Linked DNA regions of Mus musculus: region 2 is linked to region 1. Evidence: chromatin loops called from intact Hi-C (ENCODE). Cell type or tissue: left cerebral cortex. All regions are shown on one strand.

The links. Hi-C counts contacts between places; a loop is a spot of excess contacts. Peaks named below come from ENCODE experiments on the same cell type or tissue, not always from the same donor. Only the 100,000 strongest peaks of a DNase experiment are listed, where the experiment ranks them.
Region 2: it touches region 1 in a loop (6-fold over the local background); 6 of 42 quality-filtered maps call a loop at or near these places.

The regions. Positions count from the first base shown.
Region 1 is chr15:95,271,318-95,273,817 of GRCm38, reverse strand. The region is part of intron 15 of Nell2 (NEL-like 2); the gene reads left to right. Among named protein-coding and RNA genes, the nearest start is that of Gm31075, 69 kb to the right of the region's middle. In left cerebral cortex, a CTCF peak has its summit at 1,471 (motif pointing left); a DNase peak (open chromatin) is centred at 1,421.
Region 2 is chr15:95,525,106-95,527,605 of GRCm38, reverse strand. It overlaps Nell2 (NEL-like 2), which reads left to right. Exons shown (of 20, transcript NM_001356951.1): 2 at 201-329. Among named protein-coding and RNA genes, the nearest start is that of Nell2, 1.7 kb to the left of the region's middle. In left cerebral cortex, a CTCF peak has its summit at 1,419; DNase peaks (open chromatin) are centred at 168, 680 and 1,404; H3K4me3 peaks cover 2,500 bases; H3K27ac peaks cover 2,106 bases.

The DNA of each region.
Region 1 (2,500 bases):
CTTGCCTGGGAGTAAGGTAGTGATGATGATGGTGTAGGCATTGGTGATGAGGATGATGTTTGCCATTTTACCCTTGGCCTTAGAAGGGACAGAAGCCTGAACAAGCACTCTCCCTAATGACTTGCAGGTGTGCTACACAGCGCTAAGGGTCAGTCAGAGCCAGTGTGTAGCTCAACAGAAACTTCAACCCTCAGTCTTTCTGGGGCAGGAACAGGCCTGACACATCCACTTACATGACTAGGATGGATTAAGACACTAGGGAGCAAGGGTTCAGCACGTAACTTGAAAGGGCAGGGTATCCTTTGCAGAGGAAATTGTGTGCCAAGGATCTAGGATGGGGGCATCATGGCACAGCTAAGGGATGGCAAGTAGGCCAATGCGCTGGGCAGAGGGCCAGTGGAGTCTAGAGTGTGCTGAAGCATTTGAGGTCTGTGGAAGCCAGAGGAAATGCATCACTAACGTTTTGGTTAGGATCCAACAAAAACAAACAAACAAACAAAAAACATCTTGTGTTTTATTAACTATGGCAGGTTTTGCAGGGCCTGGGGGTTGTTTGGGAGAATATGGAGAGAAGCAAGGGAGTAAATGGGAAACTGAGGAGAAGTAGACGGTCTACTTGAAGACAGACAGACAGACGCTAATGACAGTGGAGAAAGTTGTGTGTTTTTTTTTAATTTAAATGTATTTATATATTCACTTTACAATCCAATATCACTCCTTCCTCTCCTCCCAGAATCCCCCCCCCCATGCAAATCATCCTCCCATTTCACTTTACTCTTCTCTTTCGAGAGCCCTCCTGGGTGTCATCCCCCTAATAGACCCCCAGCCCTTCCCGTCAAGTCGCTGTGGGGCTAGATGCATCCTCTCCCACTGAGGCCACACAAGGCAGCCCAGTTAGAGACTGAGGGTCTACTGGCAGGCAAGCAGTAGGCTCAAGGACACCCCCTGCCCCAGTTGTTGACCCATGTGAAGACTAAGCTGCACATCTGTTATGTATGTGAAGGGGACCTAGGTCCACCCCGTGATTGCTCTTTGGTTGGTGATTCGGTCTCTAGGAGCCCCCAAGGGTCCAGATGAGTTGACTCTGTTGGTCTTCCTGTGGAGTCCCTCTCCTCTTTGGGTCCCTCAATCCTCCCAACTCTTCCTTAAGCCTCTCAAGCTTCATCTAATATTTGGATACAAGGCATCTCTGTGCATAGGCTGCTGGGTGGAATCTCTCAGAGGACAGGTTCCTGTCTTCAAGCATAATGCTGTTATTAATAGTGCCAGGGATTGCTTCTTGCCCATGGGGTGGGTCTCAATTTGAGGTAGTCATTGGTTGGCCATTCCCTGAATCTCTGCTCTATCTTTGCCCCTTCACATCTTGTAGGCAGGACACATTTTGCGTGGAAGGTTTTGTGGGTGGATTGCTGTCCTTATCCTTCTGGCAGAGGAGAAAGTTAGTGTGTGCTGCCCTCTGGTGCTCTGAGACACTGTGCTCTGAGCCTCACAGGCTATAAAGGGCACCAAGAAAGAGTTGTGCACTTTGTCAAAATAAGTTCACATTTCTCATCACTCAATCTCACTATATTCAACAAGTAAACCACAGTCGTCATAAGTTACCTAAGACTGGAGCCACTGGACAACCGAAGCCAAGATGGTGGACAAGACTTCATCTTGTCACATTTTCTTATACATTACCTATGTGCCAAAGTTGTTGCCAGGTATGGGCCGGTGTCTGCACCCTGTGCCACAAGCACAAGCCTAGACACTTGTCACATGCTTCCAAACCTCTAACAACCAAAAATCACAAGACATTGTACAATTATCTGAATGCCAGTGCATGATGGAAATTAAGTCTTCCTGTTTCAGTTATCATGGTATCTCTGTCTCTATAAGGCTCTGCCAACTTAAGTAATTGGAAGAGCAACTAAGAACAGCCAATGTAAGGCCCAGCTGTCCTTACTCATAGATTGTTTTGAATCACTCATCCATTGAACAAGTATGTTCTTCTATTATGTGCTCAATACTGTGCTATGCACAGAGCTTACGTTTAGAGAAAAGAGGCAGACCATGAGCCAGACATATAAGTAACATGTATGTAATGTGTGAGATAAAACATAGGGAAGCAAGCAGGATGGGCCTTTTAATTTTTACTGAATTCATCCTACATGACCTTTGACAGAATATAGAACTTGACAAGAAGCCAGAAAGCAAAGATCTGCGTTTGGTGTCAGCATGTTGAGCATTCTGTATCAAATGTCTTAGAAAATAATATATAGCATTTTCCCTAATGAGGAAAGCACACATGAAACATTCATAGAAGACAAAAACGTTAACACATTGGGTGACTGCACTATTAGATATTTAAGGCTTCGGTGACTTCTTCAGCACATCTAACGGTGATGGAAGAGCCAGCGGCACAAACGTCAGAGCAAGAGCGTTCTTGGCAAAATGAACAGAAAAGAAATATCCATAAAGCAGTAATTCCTCTTGATTCAAATATATTTCCTTTATATTG
Region 2 (2,500 bases), 250 kb before region 1:
AGGAGATGGGACCCAGCGCTCTGCTATTTTAAGCTTGACAGCGCGTCCAGGTAAGGCTCTCCCTGTGGAGGAGCGAGTTGCCTCTTGTCAGCACTTCCAATATCGTCGCCAAGACGCGTGCTTTCTTTGCTGCTGTAGAAGCTTGCGTTTTAATGGCCCCCTTTCTTTCTTTCTTTCCTACCCTTCCCCACTCCCACCAGTTTGGGGGCTTGGTGTGGACCCCTCCCTACAGATTGACGTCTTAACAGAGTTAGAACTTGGGGAGTCTACAGATGGAGTGCGCCAAGTCCCGGGACTGCATAATGGGACGAAAGCCTTCCTCTTCCAAGGTATGGCCCAGTGTGGAGCCCCATGTGTGTTGCGGGGAGCTGGCTCTGCGGCTTCTGGTAACTTGGCTTGGCGCTGCACGCTGCACGGAGCGGGCGGAGAGTCCCAGCTGGGGCGAGGGGGTCTCTGTGAGCTCAGGGTCTGACTCTTTTTAAGTGGGTTCTTTCTCCTCCCCTCCTCCCCCTCGCACTCCTTTTCCTCCTCCTTACTTGGTGCACTTGGTGGTTCTAATGGATAGTGCCTTAATTACCGACTAGAAACTCCAGAGGCAGATGGGTGATTTGGGCGTCTAGGGAACAATAAATTGTAACACAAACGCCTCATTTGGGTGGAATGGATTTGGGAAGGAAACAAGATAGCTCAATCTTGGTTAAAATACTGACCTCCCAAAGTTTCGGCGCTGTGGTGCCTGACCAGAGGAATTCCTTTATGGTATTTTTACTGCACATGTCTGTACTTGAAGCACGGTTACCATGGAGCGCTCCCCATTCTCCCGTGCCGATCAGCGGCGAGGGGAAGGCAATGCTACTGCTACGATTATTTTGAAATCATTTCAAGGGGACGTTCACAGAAGCATAGCCCTATATCACCATAATTGTACGTGTAGAATTTTAAAACTTTTTTTTCTTTTTGAACTCAGTGGATATTGGCTATTCATTACTGTCCAGACTTCAAATCATATTTGAATATACTGTTTAGTCAGAACAAAATTTCAGAAAAAAAAAAGCCAGCCTGCAAATTGATTGAGTAAAGCTTTTGAAAACTTCTCGCCTTGTGGGAAGGTGCTTAGCCCGAGGGTGTAAAAGGGGGCTAAACTGTCCAAGGAGATGGAATTTAAAAAGAGGCACTGGGGATGCCCTGTATCCTGAAGATCAAGGCATCCTCCCACCACCATACATGTGTGTGTGTGTGTGTGTGTGTGTGTGTTATGTGTTTCTTTTGCTATTGGGAGCTATGGCTTCAAATTGCCATCAAAATGCAACTGATAATTACTGAAACGTTGGCGATGCAAAATGCAACCAACCCAGCACATCTGCCATCAAGAAGCAGACATAGTAGGCAACTTGGATGTTTCTGTGGTGGCGCTGTTGCCTCATTCAGCCAGTGCATGTCACCATGGACAGCAGCTCTTGAGCTTTCTGTAGGGAGAGGGAAAAACTGACATGTGTTGCATTTAAGAAGAATTTGTGTTCATAATAAATTAAAACGTAAGCTCTTTAAAAATGGGTTTCAGTTAAGGTTGTTAATGAGTGTTTTTATTGCAACGAGTGTTTATGATATTTTCTTTACTCCGAGATGCTTTGGGGAGGGTGGGGCTGGGATACTGAAGACAATAGCTAAATGTAATCAAGGAAATAGAGCTCAATTGTCAGCAAAAATTCAGTTGAATAGAAATGTAATTAGGGGTAGGCTTTAGACTCATTCTCTGTGTTATTTCTATCTTTCAATTTTAGTCTCTTAGAACAGGAACTCAATATTTTAGGACTTGATAGTTTTGGTAAATAGAAAGCATAACAAACCAAGTTTCCAATAATGGTCTGCATTGTAATGAATTGTTATGATAACCTCAAAGGCTCCCTTTAGCCTTCCTAAGGGTACTTCCTATACAAAGTGTCCATCTGTCACAAGTAGAAACCAGAAATGTACATTTTATGTGGGACAATCGGACAATTATATATTGAACAGTATGACGGTTTCTAGGTAATAGTCTTAGGGTATCAGTTTCTTTTCTGGTTCATTTAAAACAATATTTATTTCGCCATAAATAGCCAGTTTCTTTAAGGTATGCATTGTGATTAAAAAAATAACCATGGCTAATGTCATATGTTTTCTTTGAATTGTGCTCAGTTGGTGGATGTCAGTTTCCAACAGTGAACTTCTTTTGTTTTTTAGCTAATACCGAGCTCAATACTAGAAAGAGCAAATGCTTCACAAATAGTTTTCATTCAAAGATGCAAAAGTTCACTTCCTGCCACCTTAAGTCTCTTTGTGTCTGAACCGCTATTTACTGTCCGCTGTGTCCTTGTAAGGCTTGCGTTCCTGATGTATTGATTGCACTGTAGTAACTTCTCTTACAAGATTTGAATTCCGAAGTCAGTGACAAGTGACTGATGTGTGGTTCTGCGTCTCCCTGGCAAGGTCTTTCCTCAGACGCCAGGCAAGCAGCAGGTTT